2 separate regions of the Homo sapiens genome follow, and region 2 is linked to region 1. A link is a loop called in an ENCODE intact Hi-C map of the cell type or tissue named here. Cell type or tissue: PC-3. All regions are shown on one strand. Links, peaks and the distances in the headings refer to the core of each region. The heading gives the core; the rest is flanking DNA.

The links. A loop is a pair of places that touch in the nucleus more often than their neighbours do. Peaks named below come from ENCODE experiments on the same cell type or tissue, not always from the same donor. Only the 100,000 strongest peaks of a DNase experiment are listed, where the experiment ranks them.
Region 2: it touches region 1 in a loop (6-fold over the local background); 1 of 110 quality-filtered maps calls a loop at or near these places.

What each region holds. Positions count from the first base shown.
Region 1 is chr4:11,499,865-11,512,409 of GRCh38, forward strand. No RefSeq gene overlaps it. Among named protein-coding and RNA genes, the nearest start is that of HS3ST1, 77 kb to the left of the region's middle. RefSeq lists an enhancer at 5,060-6,259. In PC-3, for the core only: no CTCF peak of the experiment used is centred there; a DNase peak (open chromatin) is centred at 5,837; H3K27ac peaks cover 2,185 bases.
Region 2 is chr4:11,579,844-11,592,388 of GRCh38, forward strand. All of the region lies in intron 2 of LOC107986178 (a long non-coding RNA gene), which reads left to right. Among named protein-coding and RNA genes, the nearest start is that of HS3ST1, 160 kb to the left of the region's middle. In PC-3, for the core only: no CTCF peak of the experiment used is centred there; a DNase peak (open chromatin) is centred at 5,878; H3K27ac peaks cover 1,527 bases.

The DNA.
Region 1 (12,545 bases), core at 1,735-9,734:
AGCTCTTTAGTTTAATTAGATCCCATTTGTCAATTTTGGCTTTTGTTGCCTTTGCTTTTGGTGTTTTAGACATGAAGTCCTTGCCCATGCCTATGTCTGAATGGTACTGCCTAGGTTTTCTTCTAGGGTTTTTATGGTTTTAGGTCTAATATTTAAGTCTTTAATCCATTTTGAATTAATTTTTGTATAAGGTATAAGGAAGGGATCCAGTTTCAGCTTTCTACATATGGCTAGCCAATTTTCCCAGCACCATTTATTAAATAGGGAATCCTTTCCCCATTTCTTGTTTTTGTCAGGTTTGTCAAAGATCAGATAGTTGTAGATATGTGGTATTATTTCTGAGGGCTCTGTTCTGTTCCATTGGTCTATATCTCTGTTTTGGTACCAGTACCATGCTGTTTTGGTTACTGTAGCCTTGTAGTATAGTTTGAAGTCAGGTAGCATGATGCCTCCGGCTTTGTTCTTTTGGCTTAGGATTGACTTGGCGATGCAGGCTCTTTTTTGGTTCCACATGAACTTTAAAGTAGATTTTTCCAATTCTATGAAGAAAGCCATTGGTAGCTTGATGGGGATAGCATTGAACCTATAAATTGCCTTGGGCAGTATGGCCATTTTCATGATACTGATTCTTCCTATCCATTAGCATGGAATGTTCTTCCATTTCTTTGTATCCTCTTTTATTTCCTTGAGCAGTGGTTTGTAGTTCTCCTTGAAGAGGTCCTTCACATCCCTTGTAAGTTGGATTCCTAGGTATTTTATTCTCTTTGAAGCAATTGTGAATGGGAGTTCACTCATGATTTGGCTCTCTGTTTGTCTGTTATTGGTGTATAAGAATGCTTGTGATTTTTGCACATTGATTTTGTATCCTGAGACTTTGCTGAAGTTGCTTATCAGCTTAAGGAGATTTTCGGCTGAGTCGATGGGGTTTTCTAGATATACAATCATGTCATCTGCAAACAGGGACAATTTGACTTCCTCTTTTCCTAATTTAATACCCTTTATTTCTTTCTCCTGCCTGATTGCCCTGGCCAGAACTTTCAACACTATGTTGAATAGGAGTGGTGAGAGAGGGGATCCCTGTCCTGTGCCAGTTTTCAAAGGGACTTTTTCCAGTTTTTGCCCATTCAGTATGATATTGGCTGTGGGTTTGTCATAAATAGCTCTTATTATTTTGAGATATGTCCCATCAATACCTAATTTATTGAGAGTTTTTAGCATGAAGGTTGTTGAATTTTGTCAAAGGCCTTTTCTGCGTCTATTGAGATAATCATGTGGTTTTTGTCTTTGGTTCTGTTTATATGCTGGATTACATTTATTGATTTGCATATGTTGAACCAGCCTTGCATCCCAGGGATGAAGCTCACTTGATCATGGTGGATAAGCTTTTTGATGTGCTGCTGGATTCAGTTTGCCAATATTTTACTGAGGATGTTTGCATCGATGTTCATCAGGGATATTGGTCTAAAATTCTCTTTTTTTGTTGTGTCTCTGCTAGGCTTAGTTAAATATTCTTGTGTCTATGGAGAAATAGTAAGCATCTGATTTAAGAAATGAACCAAGGAGTACACAGGAGTCAACATGGTTGGGTTTGAGATGTGAGAGAGAAGCTGGATTGGATACTCTTTATATTTTTATCTGTTACATTGGTAATGGGTTCCTATACTATATATTATTATTGGAGCCACTGCGTGTACACTGATGCCATTCACTAAGCCAACAAATAGAGGTAGAGTAGATTTAAAGGTAAATGTAATTGCTTTGTTGAACATGTTTTTGAGGAATGGGTAAAGTTAAAATAATCTGTAGGTAGTAGGGAATACAGGAATGAATCAATGAAGGCAGAACCACACTACATACAGAAATTTGGAAGTCATTGAGAGAACATGATATTTACTAAAGCCTTGAGAGTGTTGACAATTTCCCAGATAGAGCTCATTGAGCAAGAAGAGAAAGTGATCAAGACAGAATCTCAAAGAAACAATATCCAAGAGGTAGGTCAAAAGCAGGAGGAAAGTGAAGAATCTTGAACAATCTTGAGGCATAGAAAGAGAAAAAAGGACCCATGGTATCCTAGAAATTAAAAGGAAGATGATAATAAAGAGTGAATGGTAAGAAGTGCTAATGTTGGGCATTGGACCTATTAATGGCAAGAAAAACCAGACACATCCACTGCCCTCATGGAGTTTATAATCTAGTAGAGAGCTACACATAAATAGAATATTTGCAAACACACATATGAAATTACTACTATGGTAAATGCCATGAATTTACAGTGCAGGCTGCTATAAGAGGCTGTAATGAGGAAGTCTGACTTCATTTGAAATATCAGTGCAAACCTCTCCAAGGAAGTACTGTTTGAACTGAAATCTAACGGGATGAATTTGTCACCCACCCAGATTTGTATCTTGAGTCCTAGCCTGTAGTACTACAGAATGTGACTGTATTTGGAGATCGTGCCTCTAAAGAGGTAATTAAGTTAAAATGAGGTCATTAGCATGCTCCCTAATCTAATATGGCTGATTTCCTTGTGAGAAGATCAGATTAGGACATGGATATACACAGATGGAAGACATTATAAAGACACAGAGATAATACATCTATCTAGAAGCCAAGGAGAAGGGCCTCAGAAGAAAGCAAACCTGCCTACACCTTGACCTCAGACTTCTAGCCTCCAGAAAACAAGTTATGTTGTTAAAGGCACCATCTTTGTTAGGGCCAAGTTATGTTGTTAAAGCCACTTATCTTTGTTATGGCAGCTGTACCAAACAAATACAGGTAGGAATCCACCTACCAGTGTGGAAGGATGAAGCCAATGGGTATTTGATAGCTCCATGAATAGGACTTGATGATGAACTGGATATTGGGAAACCAAGCTTGTTGTGTACGATAATATAGATCATGAATACACTTTACAGTGAGTGAAGGGGGAATTGGAAAGTTGAAGTGTGAATGAGAGGACTAAAGGCTAAGACAAAAAGTGTGGCAAGCAGATTCAAGTGGTCGCTTCCACATGTTCCGCACCTTCTAGCTCCAGGCATTGGAGATGCATTCTATTTATACAATGGACAAAGATCTGCTCTCATGTAACTTAAAGATAGTTCAGGAAGCAGGGCATTATACAAGTAATTAAACTCATCATTATTTACTATTGTGTTAAATCTTTTAAAGAATAAATATGAACTTTATGAAAGTATATATTCAGGTAGAAAGTAGATTGGGCTATTTGGGAAGTTATTGCTAAGGAAGATATTTAAAGTGGGATAAATTTGATAGTTGGGATAAAAATGCCATAGGAAGGGGAGGAAAAAAAATTCAGGATAGTAGGAACACTCATAAGCAAAGTTAGGGTGTAGAGAGGCAGAGGCGTTTGTAAACACAAATGTACTATGTCCAATGTCCCTGTGGTAAGGAAGGTCACCAAAGCAGGCAGCAATGTCACTGACATTTGTCTCCATGGAGCTCAGCAGAAACAAGGCCTGCTCTGCTTTTCTGAACAGCATGTAGGCACCTTGCCATGCAGCTTGTCAGGGGACAGTCACACAGTCCTGCTGAGCTGTGCCTTCCAGGGGCCTGGCTTCCTGTGGAGCTTCAGTGATGGTACAGACAGTGGGATGCTCAGGCGGTTGGGAAAGCTGAGGCTCTCAGGGTTAGAGGGGCCATCTGGCAGGAATGTAGGATCACAGACGGGAAGTCTTAAAGTGACAGTGTTCATGTTTTCCACATGCATTTAATGAAAACTTGTTAGGTTACAAGCACTGTACTAGGTATGAGAAATCAGAGGGTCCCCAAGAGACACAAGTTGTTTGCTCTCTTTAGTAGGTTGTATTGTGTCCCTTCCCCCAAAAGATCTGTCTAAGTCCTAACCCCTGGTACCTGTAAATGTGAACTTACTTAGAAATAGTGTTTTGGCATGTTCTCACTCATAGGTGGGAATTGAACAATGAGAACACTTGGACACAGCAAGGGGAACATCACACACCGGGGCCTGTTGTGGGGTGGGGGAGGGGGGAGGGATTGCAGTAGAAGATATACCTAATGTAAATGACGAGTTAATGGGTGTAGCACACCAACATGGCACATGTATACATATGTAACAAACCTGCACGTTGTGCACATGTACCCTAGAACTTAAAGTATAATAAATAAAATAAAATAAATAAAATAATAAAAAAATAAAATTAAAAAAAAAAGAAATAGTGTTTTGGGGCCGGATGTGGTGGCTCACGCCTGTAATCCTAGTACCTTGGGAGGCAGAGGTGGGCAGATGACAAGGTCAGGAGTTCGAGACCAGCCTGGCCAATATGGTGAAACCCTGTCTCTACTAAAAATACAGAAATGAGCCAGGCATGGTGGTGCCCACTTGTAGTCCCAGCTACTTGGGAGGCTGAGGCAGAAGAATTGCTTGAACCTGGGAGGTGGAGGTTGGAGTGAGCCAAGATTGTGCCACTGCAGTCTAGCCTGGGCATCAGAGTGTGAGACTCCATCTGAAAAAGAAAAATAAGAAGAAGAGGGAGAAAAAAAGAAAGGAAATAGTGTTTTTGTAGATGGGATTAATTTAGAAAGCTCAGGATTTAGATTTCCTGGATTTAGGATACGCTGTAAATCCAGTAGCTGGTATCCTTACAAAAGAAAGGAGAGGGGATTTGAGACATAGACATACAGACACAGAGGAGAAGTTCACGTGAGGGAGGTGGAGGTTGTAGTGATGCATTGACAAGCCAGAGAATGCCAAGATTGCCCACAGCCACCAGAAGCTAGGAGTGAGGCATCGAACAGATTCTCCCTTGGAGCTTCCAGAAGAAACCAACCCTAATGACACCTTGATTTCAAACTTCTGGCGTCCAGAACTGTGAGACAAAACATTTCCACTGTTTTAAGCCCCCAAGTTTGTGATAGTTTGCTACAGCAGTCTAGGAAATGAAAAATGAGGTTAATGTCAATTTTTTTTCTTTTTTTTTTTTTGTGAGGGGTGTGGAGTTAGAGAACTAAGAAAGGCTTGATACAGCTTTCATGACTTCCATGGGGAAAGACAGTAACTAGGCAGAGGAAGAAAGGAATGAACATTCTTTGGTGAACCTACTGTATGCCAGGTATTTTGCTGGGTATTTTAGGTGCAATAAGCTGCTTAACTCTTACAACACTAGGAAGTTTGTATTGTCATTCATGGTCTTCATATAAAACATTTCAGTCTCAAAGAGGTTAGGTGATTTGTCCCAAGTCGCCCAGACGAAGCCAGCAAGCTCAGGCCATCAGGACCTCAGAGTTTGCATCCTTCTCTAGAAACATGCTGCGTTTTCCTCCCTGCCAAGGAGAAGGCCTTGACTCAATGGACTCCAAATAAGATCCTGTGTGTATGCCTCAGTTTCTTCATCAGGTAACTGAAGAGACTAGATAGCCAAAGATTCCTTTCCCATCTAAAACAAACGGTCTGCTTGAGTCCATGGAGCCCCAGAGCTTTCTTACTTAAACATTTCCTGCTCTGATCCATGTTCTTCATCCAGTATGCAAAATGAAACATGTTCATTCCGTCTCTTGGTCTTGGGGTTGTAATTCTTATCTTTATTGCTACCTCTGCAAGGAGGAGTAAATCATTATTTGTGTATTTTGTTGCCCCCCCCCTTTTTTTTTTTTGCTCTCTCTTTCAAAGTTAATCAGGTTACTTCCATGTAATTTTTTACAAAGTAAATTTCCAACTACCTTTAACCACAAATTAGTCATCACATTGTGCTTTTCAGGGTTATATTAAGTCATTCGTCATAGATGCTGCCGATAATAGTTGGCTTAGGCTAAATGTTTCCTTGTTCAGAGTATTTATCACATCCTGTACCTGCCATGCCTGTGAAAATAAAAGGCAGGGAGGGTGTGAACTGGCTCACAGAGGGCATAAGAAAATGAGTATGAAGGAGCTAGGTAAACTGCAGAGGCCCCTGCAGTGGGGAGGTGGTTATTATTGGCATTAAGTCATCCTTTGGCAGGTTTTATTGCTGCAAGATGAAAGGGACAAAGAGGAAGTGTCTACAGGCTCACAAATACGCAGGGGCTGTGTAGGGAGAAGGTGGGCTTCCATGTCTGGGAAGCAATGCTTTCTAGCTGTGAACTTGGCAAATCACTTACCATCTCCCATCTCAGACTCCTCACAGGCAAAGTGTGAAATGGAAATTCCACCCCATGGGGCTATTGTGAGATTTGAATGAAATTGTGTCTATGAAACCCTAGCCTGGCCCAGAGCATTCAATTGAGTTTGAGATCCTGTCATTCAAGGCAATTGGCTGGAAAGAAATCTCCACAGGATTCATTGGCACTGATCACATAATTCCTCATGTCCCATCATGGATCTTGGATAGGTCTGCAAGCTAGGGCCTCCTATCTGCCACATTGTGAGGTACTCCCTCACAATGGTACACAAGGGAGTACCATTTCGAAGGTACTCCCTTGGATGTGGAGTCTTCCACTGTGCTGTCATGGTCTCTCAACCTGGTCATGGCTAGTCTGGTTTGCTTCAGCAAGTAACTTTTGGCACAAGGTGTATATTCATGCTGTCTTAGCATGCGGTATTCACTGAAACACTAGCTCTGACTTAATGATCGATCTTTATTAACCGACCTTCAATGGAACATGTCAACAGTTTCCATCACACTGGAAATAGGATCCCAGTAAATCACCAGCCTCTTGCCATGGTCCACATCACTGATGACTCTGCCTCTGACTTCTCTTGCTCCCTTCCTTCTGCTTCACCAGCTCTAGCAACACCGGTCCTCCTGCTGTTTCTTGGTCCCCACTCCCACCGCAGCCCATGCACACACACTCCTCTCCCCATGTGAAACTCTGTCTGTGCACCTGCATAGTCCGTGCTTTCACCAGCTTCACCTATTTGCTCCAATGTCAACCCCAGAAGAAAGACTTCCCTGATCATCCTGCTTAAAGTCACACAATCCCCTCCATAGCTATTCATCCTCTCACCTTTGTAAATTTGTTTTCACTGCCTTTTTTTGTTGTATTACATTAACTATGTATTTTGCCTGTATTCTGTACTTGACATATATTATGCATATTATAAATATTTGTTGAGTGAAAGAATGCATAAACATACTGACTTTTATGAATAACTATGCCATGGTACTTGAATTAAAGGAGTCAGAGGCAAACATTTACTTAGCTAGGGGATGGTTCCTTCAATAATTTTTTTTTCTTTGAATAGTAGCCCCATCACTCTCAATGAGGTGGAGGTTATTATTCCCATTTTACAGGTAAGAGGGAAGAAAGTGGTTCAGAGATTAGGATATTCACAGAAAAGAATGGTACACAAAGCTGCTCAGTTTCTCTGGTGAACAGTAACTGTGCATTAAGGATTTGCTGATGAATGAACACTTAATTGTTTACATAATTGAGGCTAAAAAACTATACTAATTCCAATGATTGTTGTGTTTACTGCTGTTGTTTTTATTATAATCATTATCATATTATTAATATTATTAACATCATCATCGTTATTACCCCTTTAGCTCTTTCATTCTCAGTTTGGCAAATAAATTTGGATGTGTTCATTTCAAGGCCACCTGACTCTCCATAAGAAACCATATCACCCAGATCCATTTAATAAAGTGCAGTGATCATGCCCCCCTTCAGCTTCCTTGTGGTCACCTGATTCTGTACTCTTTCTAGAATAAAGTAAAGATGGAAGGGGAACAGAACCTATTTGATGGCCGCCTCTAGTGGAGAGGGCCGCCTCTAGTGGAGAGTTCACAAGTCGCAAAGTGAAAAGATCACTAGGAAAACTGTATTAGGCCATTCTCACAATGCTATAAAGGAATACTTGAGGCTTGGTCATTCATAAAGCAAAGAGGTTTGATGGGCTTATGGTTCTGCAGGCTGTACAAGCATGGCACCAGCATCTCCTCGGCTTCTGGGGAGTCCTCAGGGAGCTTTTCCTACTCATGGCTGAAGGTTGAAGAGGGAGGAGGCACATCACATGTTGAAAGCAGGAGAAAGAGAGAGAGTGGGGAGGGAGGGGAGGTGCCACACGCTTAAACAACCAGGTCTCACAAGAACTCACTCACTATCAAAAGGACACCACCAAGCCATGGGGGATCTGTCCCCATGATCCAAACGCCTCCCACCAGGCCCCACTTCCAAAACTGGGGATTACAATTCAACATGAGATTTGGCAGGGACATATATTCAAACTATATCAAATGGTGACCAGCCAGGGCTGGCACTGTCCCAAGCAAACCTGGGCAGATGGCCAACCTAAGTAGAGAAGCATGAGATGGAGATCCAAAAGCATTGGCTTGGTAGTCAGGAAGACCTGAGTTCAAGTTCAGAGTCCTTGGACTTGTGACGGTGGACAAATGCCATAGCCTGCTCAAGGTGATATTAATAATAAAAATATAACTCGTACTTTGCTTTGAGGATTAAATTAAACTGCCCATGTGGAAAACCCTGTAGAGTGTCAGACTCATAGCTCATGCCAGGAAGAAATGTAGCTGCTATAGTTATGCAGCACTGGGTTCTCTGTTTATTTGAAGAGTGGAGGCTTTGAGAGGTTATGAGACTTGCTCGAGGTTACGCTGAGACAGATCTCATATAAGGGTCAAGACCTACAGACACTCCTTGCAGTTTTCTGTCCACCATAAAGTGCTGCTCTTCTGATGCATTCTTTATTACAAGCCACTAGTGCAGTACTTAGTATATTGGAGATGCTTCTAAAATAAAAGATTCCATAATAGCAACATCAAAATGCCATTTATAACATAATTCCCCTTTACTTTTTCAACAAAGTTTTAATAAGTGATTACTACATCCTAAGCCCTGAGTTATAGCTAGGGAATAAAATGATAATGAATAATAGATGATGCCCTTGCCTTCATGCAGCTTACACTCCCAGGTTTGTACACTGTAGATTGTATCAGATGCTAGTTTCTATACATGGCCCCTGAGACATGCAAATGAAGAGTGTTTGATTTACTACTTTTCAGTTCACTATTTTTATCCCAAGAGAAATTTTCATTTCAACTCTCCAGCCTTACCAGTGTCACTGAACACAGAAAATTCTCGAACGCTTAACAAGGTGAAACACAGTTTCTTTCTTTTCATGAACACAAAACAATGTTTTTTTGGAATAATTTTTGGATACAACATCTTTTTTGTGTGTACAAACAAATTTTATGTTCTAAAGAAATGAACAACTAAGGCATGCGCATGAGAAGCTTTGTCTTCATATTTCATTTTTTTCATAAAAATATTTAGCTGTTGTCCAAGAAACCACACTGCTTCCTAATTAGCATTGAGCATTAGCTCTTAAGCTAACCACATAGGTCAGCTGATTTCAGATATAAGACAGCATAAATATAGTAGGCTGAACCTGCACATTCAAAACAAGATCAATTGGTCAACACGTATATGGTAAGTGCCTATCACATGCAAGACAATGCTCTAGGTACTGATGCAGACAAGAGAGACATAATCTTTGCCCTCAAAGAGCTTACCTTCTAGAGAAAGAAACAAGTAGATATTCAACCAAAAATACATTACAAAGCTAATGTTAATTTTTAAAAAGTGTTATGAAAAAGATTAAATTGATCCATAAGTTAAACAGTGCCTGAGGGAGTTGCTGGGGATGAAAAGCTCCACAGAAATGTCATCTCATTTAAGCTCAACACAAATGTCATCTCAACATAAATGAGATGACATTTGTGTTGACTAAGTAACAAGAAGAAGGCAGTCATGCGAAGGTTTACAGAAGGCACTTCAAATAGAAGGAACAGCAGATACAAAGGTCCTGAAATGAGTGCACTTAGTATACCATTCCAAGGGCTGCAAGAGGGTCAGGGTGGTTGGAGCTTGGGATGAGAAAGAGAGTGGCCTGAGATGAAATTCATGACAGAAGCAGGGGCCACTTCATGAAGGGCCTTGTAGGGCATAGTAAAAGCCTAGGGCATGGTTTTACGCAGGGAAGCTTACACCGTCTGATTATAAGGCTCACTCAGGCATCCGTGTGCAGAGCTGCCTGTAAGACACGTGGGTGGAGATGAGGACCATCATCAAGATAATGGCACTTGATCTGGGGGATGGACTATGCTGACCCGGATTAGGATTTCAGTGGCAAAGATAATAGCAAAAGACCAGATTTGGGATGCTTTTTGGAAGAAGAGCTCATACAACTTGCTGATGCACAGAACTAGGGTGAAGGAAAAGAAAAAACAAATCAAGGATTCCTCCTAGTTTGGGGCCTTGATAACTGGGTTGATGGTGGATTTTGGTGGGGACAGGGGTGGCATGGGTAAACAAGTGGTCCGTTTTAGACCAAACTAAGTTTTGGATCCCATTTGATTTCTAAGTGAAAATGCTGAATGGGAAGTTGAGCCTGGGACTCAGGGGAGTCATCAGAGCTAGAAATGCAAATTTGAGAGTCTTACTGTATTGCTGGTATTTAAACAGAGGAAACTGCATAAAATCACCTAAGAAAAGAATTAAGGGAGAGTGGATAAGGGGTTTGGAGATAGAATCCAAGGAACACAAAACTTTAGAGATCTGTTGGGGGAGAAGAGACACCATGAAAAAGTTAAAAAGAAAAGGTGATTTAAAAGGAAAACAATGTAGGCGACATATTCTTTCACAGATTTTTTTTCCCCAACTGATCCTTGTGAAATCTGATGTTTGTCTTATTTGTCCTTGGTAGCTGGTTTGACATAAACCATCTCATTCCTATTCCTCTCAGCTACTTCAATTCAGCATGTCTAGATATTCTGTTTCTGGCCTGTTTCCATTTTGACTGATATTCCTACAAATTGTGGGTCCTTCTCTGACCTGAGATCTACTTCTTAGATCCTCGATTTGGAGATTTCTGAGCTTCAGATACTTGTGGGTGCATTGTGGGTGCCAGAAGTAAGGCTTTCAAATAGAAAATTGGGAAAACAAAAACAAAAGCAAAATACTGTTTATGAAAATAGAAAAATCTCTCTACATGTATTCATTATGCAGCCAACAGATAATGTTTCTGTGCGTCCTTTGAGCAAATAGGAACCATGGTTTTAATGTTTGGGTGATGTCTCATAGGTAAAAAGCTATGGACCTCTGGCACAAATACCTGGAACAAAAGGTCTTATGGTATTTGTAGTAAATCTATATACTTATTAGCCCACGTTTCCCTTTTCTAGACTATAGGTATAGTCTCTCATAAAGCAGGGGTCATATGCTAATAATAACAATAATGATACATTAGCTAATATTAATTGACAGTTACCCCTATGTTAGGTACTGTGCAATGTATTTAATTTTCAAAACAGACTTATGAGGCAGGTGTTATTATTATCTTCATTTTTAGACAGTAAACTGAGGTTTATAAAGGCAAATTCATTCCCAAGATCATTTGGCAAGTAAAAAGCCAAGTTATTAGTTTAACTTAGTTTGACTTCAAGCCTTTACTTTAAGCCAGTGCTTAAACCAGTGTTAACATGCATATTCTGATCCCACAGGTCTGAGATAGAGCCTGATACTCTGCATTTCTATCGAGCTCCCAGGTGATGAGTATGCTACTGGTCCCAGGACCCCTCTCTGAGTAACCAGGCTCTCAGCCTCTGTGTTACAGTGTCCCCTCACGACCTGGAGAAATGCTTGCTGTGATATGAGTATGGAGCAATTGCATACTGAGAGAATAAACATGGGGAGATGGGGCAACAGATAAGTCTTCCCATCTGCTCACAGAAACTCAGCATAAACAATGTTAGAGGACGAGAGCTTTGCCACATTGTGGGGCAGCCATAGAGTAATGAAGTGGGTCAGCCTGGGGTATGGGTTAGCCTCAGTTGAAAGCACAGCATCTCAGGAAGTTCCAGATCAGCTTTCTTCATTAGGTTGTAAATTTTTGAGAGAGGGGAATATGTTATATTTCTTCTACATCTGTCGCAAAAGGTAGCAAAGTTTTTGGAACACAGAGACTGTTCAATGCATGCTCACTGCCTGCTTTTTCTTACCTCTGTCATGTATGTGCTGCTTCACTTATAAAAACTATTTTTCTATTTTCCAAGTCAAGACCCCCAGTGGAGAGATGAGCTCTAACAGTGAAGTTTACATGATCTCGATTTTGGCCAGTAGTTAACATGTGATCTCTAGAGTCTATCTTTCCAGGTTTGAATCCAGCCCTGCCACTTGCTAGCTGTGTGACTTGGGGAAGTTATTTAACCTCTTTCTGCTTCAATTTTCTTGTCATTAAAATGAGAAAGATAGTCCCTGACTTGATGGGGCTGTCCTGAGGTAAAATGGGTGTAAAGTAGTCAGAGAAGTGCCTAGCACTTAATAGGTAGCTCCATACATGTTAGCTGTATTTATTATTAATTACAACCTAATAGTGACTGTATCAGTCGGAGTTTACCAAAGAAGCAGCACCTCTAGGATAGATGGATGGATAGAGATAATAAAGGAACGTGTTACAGGGAACTGGCCTTATATAATTGTGAAGCTGGTTAAGCAGTGTCTAAAGGCTGTCTCCACATCTGCTGGTGAAGCCTGAAGTCCAGAGCGGGGGAATTCTGGAGAGGAAGATCATG
Region 2 (12,545 bases), core at 1,808-9,807, 80 kb after region 1:
TGGTTGTGTCTCTGCCCGGCTTTGGTATCAAGATGATGCTGGCCTCATAAAATGAGTTAGGGAGGATTTCTTCTTTTTCTATTGATTGGAATAGTTTCAGAAGGAATGATACCAGCTCCTCCTTGCACCTCTGTTAGAATTCAGCTGTGAATCCATCTGGTCCTGGACTTTTTTTTGGTTGGTGAGCTATTGATGATTGCCACAATTTCAGATCCTGTTATTGGTCTATTCAGAAATTCAACTTCTTCCTGGTTTAGTCTTGGGAGGGTGTACGTTTCAAGGAATTTATCCATTTCTTCTAGATTTTCTAGTTTATTCGCCTAGAGGTGTTTGTAGTATTCTCTGATGGTAGTTTGTATTTCTGTGGGATCGGTGGTGATATCCCCTTTATCATTTTTTATTGTGTCTATTTGATTCTTCTCTCTTTTCTTCTTCATTAGTCTTGCTAGCGGTCTATCGATTTTGTTGATCTTTTCAAAAAACCAGCTCCTGGATTCACTAATTTTTTGAAGGGTTTTTTGTGTCTCTACTTCCTTCAGTTCTCCTCTGATTTTAGTTATTTCTTGCCTTCTGCTAGGTTTTGAATGTGTTTGCTCTTGCTTTTCTAGTTCTTTTAATTGTGATGTTAGGGTGTCAATTTTGGATCTTTCCTGCTTTCTCTTGTGGGCATTTAGTGCTATAAATTTCCCTCTACACACTGCTTTGAATGTGTCCCAGAGATTCTGGTATGTTGTGTCTTTGTTCTCGTTGGTTTCAAAGAACATCTTTATTTCTGCCTTCATTTTGTTATGTACCCAGTAGTCATTCAGGAGCAGGTTGTTCAGTTTCCATGTAGTTAAGTGGTTTTGAGTGAGTTTCTTAGTCCTGAGTTCTAGTTTGATTGCACTGTGGTCTGAGAGACAGTTTGTTATAATTTCTGTTCTTTTACATTTGCTGAGGAGTGCTTTACTTCCAACTATGTGGTCAATTTTGGAATAGGTGTGGTGTGGTGCTGAAAAAAATGTATATTCTGTTGATTTGGGGTGGAGAGTTCTGTAGATGTCTATTAGGTCTGCTTGGTGCAGAGGTGAGTTCAATTCCTGAGTATCCTTGTTAACTTTCTGTCTCATTGATCTGTCTAATGTTGACAGTGGGTTGTTAAAGTCTCCCATTATTAATGTGTGGGAGTCTAAGTCTCTTTGTAGGTCACTCAGGACTTGCTTTATGAATCTGGGTGCTCCTGTATTGGATACATATATATTTAGGATAGTTAGCTCTTCTTGTTGAATTGATCCTTTTACCATTATGTAATGGCCTTCTTTGTCTCTTTTGATCTTTGTTGGTTTAAAGTCTGTTTTATCAGAGACTAGGATTACAACCCCTGCCTTTTTTTGTTTTCCCTTTGCTTGGTAGATCTTCCTCATCCCTTTATTTTGAGCCTATGTGTGTCTCTGCATGTGAGATGGGTTTCCTGAATACAGCACACTTATGGGTCTTGACTCGTTATCTGATTTGCCAGTCTGTGTCTTTTAATTGGACAATTTAGTCCATTTACATTTAAAGTTAATATTGTTCTGTGTGTACTTGGTCCTGTCATTACGATGTTAGCTGGTTATTTTGCTTGTCAGTTGATGCAGTTTCTTCCTAGCCTTGACGGTCTTTACATTTTGGCATCTTTTTTCAGTGGCTGGTACCGGTTGTTCCTTTCCATATTTAGTGCTTCCTTCAGGAGCTCTTTTAGGGCAAGCCTGGTGGTAACAAAATCTCTCAGCATTTGTTTGTCTGTAAAGAATTTTATTTCTCCACTTATGAAGCTTAGTTTGGCTGGATATGAAATTCTGGTTTGAAAACTCTTTTCTTTAGGAATGTTGAATATTGGTCCCCACTCTCTTCTGGCTTGTAGAGTTTCTGCTGAGAGATCTGCTGTTAGTCTGATGGGCTTCCCTTTGTGGGTAACCCGAGCTTTCTCTCTGGCTGCCCTTAACATTTTTTCCTTGATTTCAACTTTGGTGAATCTGACAATTATGTGTCTTGGAGTTGCTCTTCTCGAGGAGTATCTTTGTGGCATTCTCTGTATTTCCTGAGTCTGAATGTTTTCCTGTCTTGCTAGATTGGGGAAGTTCTCCTGGATAATATCCTGCAGAGTGTTTTCCAGCTTGGTTCCATTTTCCCCGTCACTTTCAGGTACACCAATGGGACGTAGATTTGGTCTTTTCACACAGTCCCATATTTCTTGGAGGCTTTGTTCATTTCTTTTTATTCTTTTTTCTCTAAACTTCCCTTCTCACTTCATTTCATTCATTTTGTCTTCCATCATTGATACCCTTTCTTCCAGTTGATCGCATTGGCTCCTGAGGCTTCTGCATTCTTCACGTAGTTCTTGAGCCTTGGCTTTCAGGTCCATCAGCTCCTTTAAGGACTTCTCTGCATTAGTTATTCTAGGTATCCATTCGTCTAATTTTTTTTTCAAAGTTTTTAACTTCTTTGCCACTGGTTTGAATTTCCTCCTGTAGCTCGGAGTAGTTTGATCGTCTGAAGCCTTCTCTCAACTCGTCAAAGTCATTCTCCGTCCATCTTTGTTCCATTGCTGGTGATTAGCTGTGTTCCTTTGGAGGAGGAGAGGCGCTCTGCTTTTTAGAGTTTCCAGTTTTTCTGTTCTTTTTAGAGTTTCCAGTGATTTTATCTACTTTTGGTCTTTGATGATGCTGATGTACAGATGGGTTTTTGGTGTGGATGTCCTTTCTGTTTGTTAGTTTTCCTTCTAACAGACAGGACCCTCAGCTGCAAGTCTATTGGAGTTTGCTAGAGGTCCACTCCAGACACTGTTTGCCTGGGTATCAGCAGCGGTGGCTACAGAACAGCGGTGGCTGTAAAACAGCAGATATTGGTGAACCATAAATGCTGCTGCCTGATCGTTACTCTGGAAGTTTTGTCTCAGAGGAGTACCCGGGCATGTGAGGTGTCAGTCTGCCCCTACTGGGGGGTTCCTCCCAGTTAGGCTGCTCGGGGCTCAGGGACACACTTGAGGAGGCAGTCTGCCCTTTCTCAGATCTCCAGCTGTGTGCTGGGAGAACCACTACTCTCTTCAAGGCTGTCAGACAGGGACATTTAAGTCTGCAGAGGTTACTGCTGTCTTTTTGTTTGTTTGTGTCCTGCCCCCAGAGGTGGAGCCTACAGAGGAAGGAAGGCCTCCTTGAGCTGTGGTGGGCTCCACCCAGTTTGAGCTTCCCAGCTGCTTTGTTTACCCAATGAAGCCTGGACAATGGCAGGCGCCCCTCCCCCAGCCTCGCTGCTGCCTTGCAGTTTGATCTCAGACTGCTGTGCTAGGAATCCTTGAGACTCCGTGGGTGTAAGACCCTCCGAGCCAGGTGCGCGATATAATCTCCTGGTGTGCCGTGTTTTAAGCCCGTTGGAAAAGCACAGTATTAGGGTGGGAGTGATCCGATTTTCCAGGTGCCGTCTGTCACCCCTTTCTTTGACTAGGAAAGGGAGCTCCCTGACCCCTTGCGCTTCCTGAGTGAGCCAATGCCTCGCCCTGCTTCAGCTTGCGCATGGTGCGCTGTACCCATTGTCCTGCACCCACTGTCTGGCACTCCCTAGTGAGATGAACCGGGTACCTCAGATGGAAATGCAGAAATCACCCATCTTCTCTGTCGTTCACACTGGGAGCTGTAGACGGGTGCTGTTCCTATTTGGCCATCTTGGCTCCACCCAATCCCCACTTTTCAATCAAATACTTAGCAATACTTGTTATAAAAGTATTTTGTAGATCTGATTAAAGTCCATAATTCATTGACTCTAAGTAAGGGAGGATTTCCTTAGATAATCTTGATGGGTCAGATTCAAACAGTTGCAAGTTCTTAAAAGCAGAGTTGAGGCTTCCTTTGGAGGCAGAAATTCTGCCTGTGAACTGCAGCACCAGCTCTTGCCCAAGAGTTCCAACCAACCTTCACAGAAACCTGCCATGGAAATTTCAGACCTGCATAGCTAGCCCCACAATCACGTAAGCTGATTCCTTGCAATAAATTGCTTCAGATATATCTCCAACTGCTTCTGATTTCTGATTGAATCCAAATAGATAAAATGGGCCAAGAAATGTGCCAAGCTTATGCCATGAAATCACTCAGATGTACATAATATTATCCTCTGCTGTGTTCTGCGTCCCTTCAGAAACTGAAGGATCCCAGCATTTTCAGGTAGGTGGGTGAGGAAGTAAGACAAGGAAAGAAAAGCAGCAAATAAATGATGTACTCTCAAGCAAATTATCCCTGTGTGTAACAAGATAATGCTGTTGGAGAAATCTGAGATACAATGTAAATTGCTTCAGAGAAATTTCAAAGAAGAGAAGGGGTGGGAGTGAATGGATGTTTATCAACCAACTCTCCAGTCATCTTGGGTAAGGGGCTTCCAGGGGCTCTAACATCTGCTACACTCAGGACTTTCTCTGTCCTTGATCTCAGAACCCCTTGCCCAGGAAAAGACCCAGGAAGGGGTTGCAATGACAATTTGTATAAGTCTTTATTAAAGGTGAAATCTAAAGGCAGTTGGAGTGCTGGTGCATTGATGGCAGCTGCTGCATTTTTCTTATTTTTATAGATGAGAAAACTGAGACTAGGCAGTTAATTTACCCAAAGTCAAATAGCTAGTAAGACTAAAACTGATTTGTCTCCAAAATCCTTTTAAAACTTTTTCTATGGGGCCGGGCTTGGTGGCTCACACCTGTAATTCCAGCAGTTTGGGAGGCCGAGGTGGGTGAATCACGAGGTCAGGAGTTCGAGACCAGCCTGGCCAACATGGTGAAAACCCATCTCTACTAAAAAAATAAAGAATTAGCCAGGCATGGTGGCAGGCACCTGTAATCTCAGCTACTCAGGAGGCTGAGGCAGGAGAATCGTTTGAACCCTGGAGGCGGAGGTTGTGGTAAAATGAGATCGCTCCATTGCACTCCAGCCTGGGCAACAGAGTAAGACTCTGTCCAAAAAAAAAAAAAAAAAAAGGAAAAAAAAATTCTATGAAACACATAACTAATAATAATAATTTTTTAAACAAAAGAATCAGTGCAGACGGTAACACTCATGCCAACAGAGAATCAGATTGACTGCTATCACTTTCTTTGGTCACACTAATTTTTAGGAGTGTCAGCAATGCTTATTTATCCACATTGAATTAACTCAAATTTTTATATTTTTGAGACTCAAGATTCTCTCATTTCTTAGTAGTAAACACTTCAGGGTGTGCCTTGAACATATTAGCACAGGTAGGGGAAGTCTGCAGTTGGGAGCGTGGGTGTCCCAATGATGCTCCACAATGAGGGTCTGGAAAGATGTCTGCAGTATTTTATATCTCCTTCTGTCTTTTCCCTTATCAGGAAGTTTGTTTTGCTATTATGTTCTCTTAACACTCAGCCCATATGCATAATTCCAATAATGTCTGAAGCAAATCTTTTCATTATTCATGAGACATCTGCAGCACCTTTCTGAATACTATGCAAGACACTGTACAGAAGACAAATGTTGAGGAGAAAGTTAAGTACTTTGCCACATTTATTAGAGGAGTATTATTATTTCAATTCTATAGGAGAGAAAATGAAGGATCTGAGAGATTGAATATAATGATGGGGGACATGCCTGGTTTGGATTCAAAATCATGGCGTTTATCTTTACAGCAAATGTTCTTTTTATCATGCCATAAATAGTGCCTGTGCAAAAAGGACTGGATGACAGATTACCAACTAAGTTACATAAGAGGTACAAAATGTTGGGCAAGATGCCAGGAGGCTGAATTTGGTTATTGCCAAAAGAATAACTCAGGCAAGATGTATCAAGAGTTTCCTCTTAGAGAGTCTCAGGAACGTCTGTGTAGAGAAGGTGGATGTGATCAGGATATGCAGAGAAAGGGAAGCACACACAGAGTGGGAGTGCACCTGCCTGGTGAGAGCAGTGCTGAAGATTTTTATTGGTTCTGGGTGTTGAATGTGTGCACAGCCTTTCTGACTCACAGAATTGTAATTCTATCACATTGCTGTTCAAATGATGGCTCTTCTCTGAAGCCTTCACTGAACACCTAACAGAGTTAGCCTTGTTTTCTTAATGCTCTCAGAACATTCTCTTCTACGTTGCAGTGCAGTAGTCTGTCTTGAGGGTCCTGAATCTGAGATACATTTCTTAAGCTAAAATCCAGGATCTACCTCTTCCTAGCTGTGACCTTCACATTTGTTTAAAGCTAGACTCTTCATTAATGAATGAATTAATGAATCAAATCATATATCTTAAAGCAAAATAAACCTAACCAAATTGTACACGAACAAGCCTCTGTGTGAAATAATTTTCCATTTACTCAGCGCAAGTGGTAATGACCGGGACATGTTGTGTGGGGAGTTATTTTAAATACTAGGAGGGTAAAGCAGCTACTGTACATTTCTATCAGTAAATCTTCCAACTAAATATATTTTCATTTTCTTACCTGACTTAAGATAGCATAGGAGGCCATTTGAAGTTGATTCTAGCAACCAGGCCACACACACCCACTTTCAGGAGGTAGAGTTTAAATGTTTATAACCACACTCAGGTCCAGTGGGAAAGGTGTTTACAAGTGAAAAAACAAATACAATAAAACTTCTGAAATCTGCAACTTCTATACCCTTTTATGAAGGACAGCCTAGAGTAAAGCTTCAAAGTGGGTCTCTAGTCATGGGCTGGCTGGGCATGACTGAAAATGCTGGCTCTTACATTCATAAGGTGTATGACCTTAAAAATTACTTGACCTGTCTAAGCATAATATTTCTCGCCTGTAAAATGAAAATAATAATAACCATAATATTGTTTGTGAGGTTTGAGTGTGTCAATTTCTACGAATTTCATAGGATAGTAACTCACGAATAGTAACAGCTGTGTAAGTGTTGGCTGTTCCAAGATTGCTGCAGTGTCAAGGAAGGCTTCAGGTGGGAAGTCACCACTCTTCTGAGACCTGAAAGTAAAAAAGTTAGCTTGACATAGGCAAGAGTGATGGGCATGTCAGGTAAGGGGAGTGCAGCACGTGCAGAGATCTGGGGGTGAGCAAATATAACCCATGGTGGGATGAGGGTTCAAGGATACAGAGAAGGAAGCAGGCCAAGAAGTGAGCAAGCAATGGGTCTCAAATATCAGGGGAAGCATTAGAATTGTATCCCAGGCCAGGCATAGTGGCTCACGCCTGTAATTCCAGCACTTTGGGAGGCAGAGGTGGGTGGATCACAAGGTCAGGAGTTCGAGACTGGCCTGACCAACATGGTGAAACCCTGTATCTACTAAAATTACAAAAATTAGCCAGGTGTGGTGGTGTGCACCTATAATTCCAGCTACTCAGGAGAATTGCTTGAGCCCGGGAGGCAGAAGTTGCCGTGAGCCGAGATGGTGCCACTGCACTCCAGCCTGGGCAGCAGAGAGAGACTCCGTCTCAGAAAAAAAAAAAAAAAGAAAAAAATTGTATCCCAGATATGTAGATTGGAATGAAGGGTTGCAACGGGGGATTAAGAGGGTCAACATTTTCCTGACTTTTTCTCACCTGCTGGTAATGCTGGTGGATCTCCAACTCCATATTTTTACATGCAAGTTGACAGAAGCTGTGGTTCCTCTGATCTTGTTTGCAGCTTCTCTCCACTGACAAGACTCGAATTTGCAGCTCTAGTCACTTCTACCAGCAGCTACAGAAATGTGACTTTCCTGTGCTGTCTTTAGGCTGCTCTCATGGGACCAGAACATGTGGCTTTGGGGCAGGGGAAAATTAAGATCCTGCGACTTAATCTGCACTAAAAACATAATGGCGATTCTCTTCTTATGTGCAATTCAAACTAAAATGTTATTATTTTGAATTTCCAAAATTGAAACAGCTTTTTGAACTAAATTTCCTAGCTGTGTAATTCTAAAGAAAGCTTATTGACCTTGAATTTCTCTCTTGTCTCATGACTATTTTGCTTGTGTTTAAGGACATGATTAGTTTTATGTCGAAAGAAAAAAACCCAGCCAGATTTTAGGGTTTTTCCTAACCGCCCCAGATGGTAACTGGACAGCTCAAGTTTGAACAAAGTAGCTTGTGGGTTGCACCTAGAAGAATCAGCGGGAGAACAATAGGCAGAGAGTGTGAAACATAGTAAAGTATGACGGGCTGATTGGGTAAATAATGTCACCCAGTGCCACCTCACTATCTACACACCTGGTGGCCTTCACATCAGATACCCTGACTTCCTGGGTGTTAACCATAGTAACAGCCAGTCCTTCTGCAGCACACAATGTCCCATCACATTGCTTCAGCGTGTCTCCTTTCTCTGCTGATAAAGATTTCCTCTATCCTCATCATTTCAGCATTCAAACATGCTGCTATTTATTTTATCTTTAAAACACAGAAAAAAAAAATTCCTCCTGGCCACATTCTCCCAAACAGGTACCACCCCTCTTCCCTTTGCAGCAAAATCTTTGGCTCCATCTCCCGACTCCTCCTGAAGCCCTCAGTTCTCAGTCTGATTCAGTCATCAGTTGTCAGTGTGCATCTACTTTGCTTCTCAGCGACGTCTGACACCATCACTCCCTCTTCTTCCTTGAAATACCATTCTCACCTGGCTTCAAGCATGGTTCTCTCCTCACCTGGCTTCCAGCAGGGTCCTCTCTTCACCTGGCTTCCAGCACGGTCCTCTCCTGGTTTCACTTCTACCTCCAGTGGCTGCTATTTGGCTCTTTCATGATGTACTTTTCTCATGTCTCCTTCCAGTCTGCAAGGCCTCAGGAATCCAGGCTGCTACTTTGTTCTTTTCTTTCCATCCTCACTTCTCTGTGTTGCTCTCATCCAGTCTAATGGCTTCATTATTTTCTGTATTTTTTATTGTCTATATTTAAGGTGGACAACATAATGTTTTGATATACATATATACAAAATATACCTGTAATACACATGACATACATATATATGATTACTACAGTCCATCAAATTAACATGTCCATCACCTCACATACTAATCTTTTGTATGTGTGATAAGAACACCTAAAATGTACTCATAGCAAATTTCCAATAAACAATGCAATATCATTAACTACCATCCTCATGCTATACATTAGATCTCTAGACTTACTCATCCTACATTACTGCAACTTTGTATCTTTTGATATAGATCTCCCCATCCCCCCAGTCCCTGACCCTGGTAACCACTATTCTACTTTCTTTCTATGTATTTAACATTTTTTAGGTTCCTCATAAATGAAATCACGTCGTATTTTTCTTTGTGTCTGATTTCTTTCACTTACTATGATGTCCTCCAGGTTTGTCCACGTTTCTGCAAATGGCAGAATCTCCTTTTGTAATGCTGAATTATATTCCTCTGTGTGTGTGTATGTGTGCATGTATGTGCACACATGCCAGAATTTATCCATTCATCTGCCAATGGACTCTAGATTGCTTTCATATCTTGGCTTTGTAAAGAATGCTGCAATGAAGACAGGAGTGCCAATATCTCTACAAGGTGCTGATTTTATTTCTTTTGGGGATATAACAAGAAGGGGGATATTCTGGGCCCTATTATAGTTTTATTGTTTTTTGTTTGTTTGTTTTTAAATTCTACCTGGATGCTTTTGGTAATAAAATATTTAAGCCCAGCCCAGAATTGTAGACTTGTATATCCAACTGTCTACCTGAAATGTATTTATGGGTTTCCAATAGTCCATTTAAACTTAGCATTTTCTTTCCAGATCATTGACTTATCTTCCATGACTTAGTTTTCTCCATTTCCGTTGATGGCAATTCCACCCTTCTGGTGTGCAGGTCAGTAATCTTGGAATCATTCAGATTTATTCTCTCATATCCCACATTCAAACCTTCAGAATTGAGGTCCTCTTAATTCTCCCTTCAAAACGTATATCCAGAATCTCATCTTCCCCTCCTCTACTGATCTATTTATTCTGAGCCACCATTTCCATTTCCTCTTTCCTAGACTACAACATTTGCCTCCTAACTGATCTTCCTCATTGTTTTCTTGCCCCTGTACAGACTCCAACACTGCACTGCCAGGGTGATGCTTTTAAACAAACTACATGACTCACTGCTTAAAACCTTCCAGCAGCTTCTCACCTAACACAACATAAAGGCCAAAGCCCTTATAATGTCTAAGATTCTCTGTGAACTTACTTTCCTGTTACCTTTCTAAATTATCTTCCTACTCTTTTCTCACTGACTCTGTTCCAGCCTCACTGGCCTTGATATTCCTCAAAGGCATCAGACAGGCTTCCATTTCAGGGCTTTTGCTTTAGATCTTCCCACTGCTAGAATTGCTCCTGCCTCAGGTATCCTCATGGCCACATTCTTCCTCCTCTCCACATCTTTGCTCAAATGTCACCATCTCAATGACCCACCTGATCCTCCTACTGAACACTGCATTTCTAGTCTATGACCCCAACCAACCCTTTCTGCTCTTGGGACTCCTGTGGTTGGCTGAAAAATAAGTCCCCTGGGAGATACTATTATTCAGGAGCTCACGGAAAGTGACTTCTTACACAATCATCCTGTAAGAAAGTGTTTATAGTTTTCAAACCCACTTTGGGCCATAGTATAACAAATTCCATAGCATTTAGCTCATACAAAATTGATGTGATGATTGGGGAGCGCTTTGTGCCTATGAATAACTGTCTGAATGCCTCCTAATAATGATGTTCAGATCTGAGTATTCTCTTAAGAGCATTTGCACTTCTCTTCTCGCTCTCTTCAATACCTTTTACTCTTATGGAAAAAAAAAATAACTGCCCTCCAAAGAACAGGGTGCAGCCTCTGGTTGACCTAACAGATGGATTGCTTTTAGGAAGTGAGTGGGAGCTGCCCTATAATAAGAGAGGCATGCCTCTAAGTTTCACATCTTTTCTACCAGAATCTATCCTGCTAAAGTTTTTGACAAATTTGGACAACAAAGCTACATCTAAGTGACATATTAAACGTAAGGCCATGCAAACTTATTGCTTATATTTCTTTTTCTCTTTCTTATGTATAAATCAAATCCTATGTCATTTGAGATTTCACAGCTAAAATATGGTATGGGTATGCATGCATCTATGATGTGTGAATGTGTATACTCACATTGAATAGCTTTTCAAAGAATTATCATACTTCTATTCATATGGAGACATCATCTTTGGGAGCTAGAGGGGCCTTTTGAAGCCTTTTGTTTCACGCCCTTATTACAAAAATAAGAAAATTGGAAACTCAAAGCAATTAAATGGCATACCTAAGGTCATATTATGAGTTAATGGCAGCATTGATGAGTAATCATCAACAGTTGAAAACCTTCTAGAGTCTCTTCTCATAAAGTCTTTTGAAAAATGGCTGTCAGCTGATCAATTTGATAGTTTATTTGAAACAATGACAGTATTAACATGTTAGGTTGATGGCAGAAACTGGCTTGTGTTTGGATGTGGCAAGATGATGCAGAAGGGAGTATAGACTTCCGTGCTCAGTAACTGTGAATTATTGGCATTCTCTTAGGTGGGCACTTGCTGCTGTGGTTCACTATGGTTCTTTCCAACTCTCTCATTATAAAAAGTGAGCTGTTGTTCTGAGATTGCATATTTGCATACGTTGGCTCTGTAGGATCTTGTTCCTGATTAAAGGGCCCATTTCTGCCAATTCTCAGGGAAGGCGGCTGCTGCTGAAGGCTTGATAATCATTTTTTATGCATCAAGGAAGGCACAAGAAGCTTCAAACCATAATCATTTCTATAAACATAGACAAGCCGTAAATTGTGACTGATACAAATTAAACTATGTTCCTCGGTAATTATATTTTAGAGATTGTGCACCACATACCCAAACATAATTTTAAACTCAGAAAACTATAATTGCACGTTTAGTGCCTAGCACTCTTTGTACTCCTTGTATGTTTTGCTTTGCTTGAGTTATTCCAAGGAAATTGATTTTCTGGGCACATCATGTTCAGGTTCATTAGGCCATTGGCACGACTCTCACTACATTATTATTATTCTCATCATGTCAATCATGTCTTTCTGGAGGGGGACCCAGAACCCATTATGATAAGAAGTAACTAAGTCCTCCCAAATGTGTCTGCAATCTGTTTCCTCCTCTCCATCATCACTGTCACTACTATTGTTAAGGCCTTGGATATCTTTTCTCTGGGCAATTGTCACTGTCTCCAATTGGTCTCCATGTAAGCAATCATCCTCTATAGCTACCCTCTATGGCAGATGTATGATAAACTCTATCGACCATGACATTGGTAACAAAATTACTTTGCGTCATAGCTCTACAAACATGCACACACACACACACACACACACACACCCTACTGAAAGGTCAGTTTTACAATGCAGCACTAATGTCTGGTCTCACCTCCCTTAAAAACTGTGAAGGTTGTCCTGAAAGTTGGTAAAGTGACAGGAACTTAATTCTAGGAGGCCTATGTTTGGTCATGTGACAGTACCGAAGGCTGTATTTCTCAAAACCAGACCCCTAGACCAGGATTTGGGTCCCAGTAATTCATTTGGAAAGTGGTTCCTGGAATCAAAAGTGAGAAAATGGAAAAAGTCAGAGAAGGGATGGAGG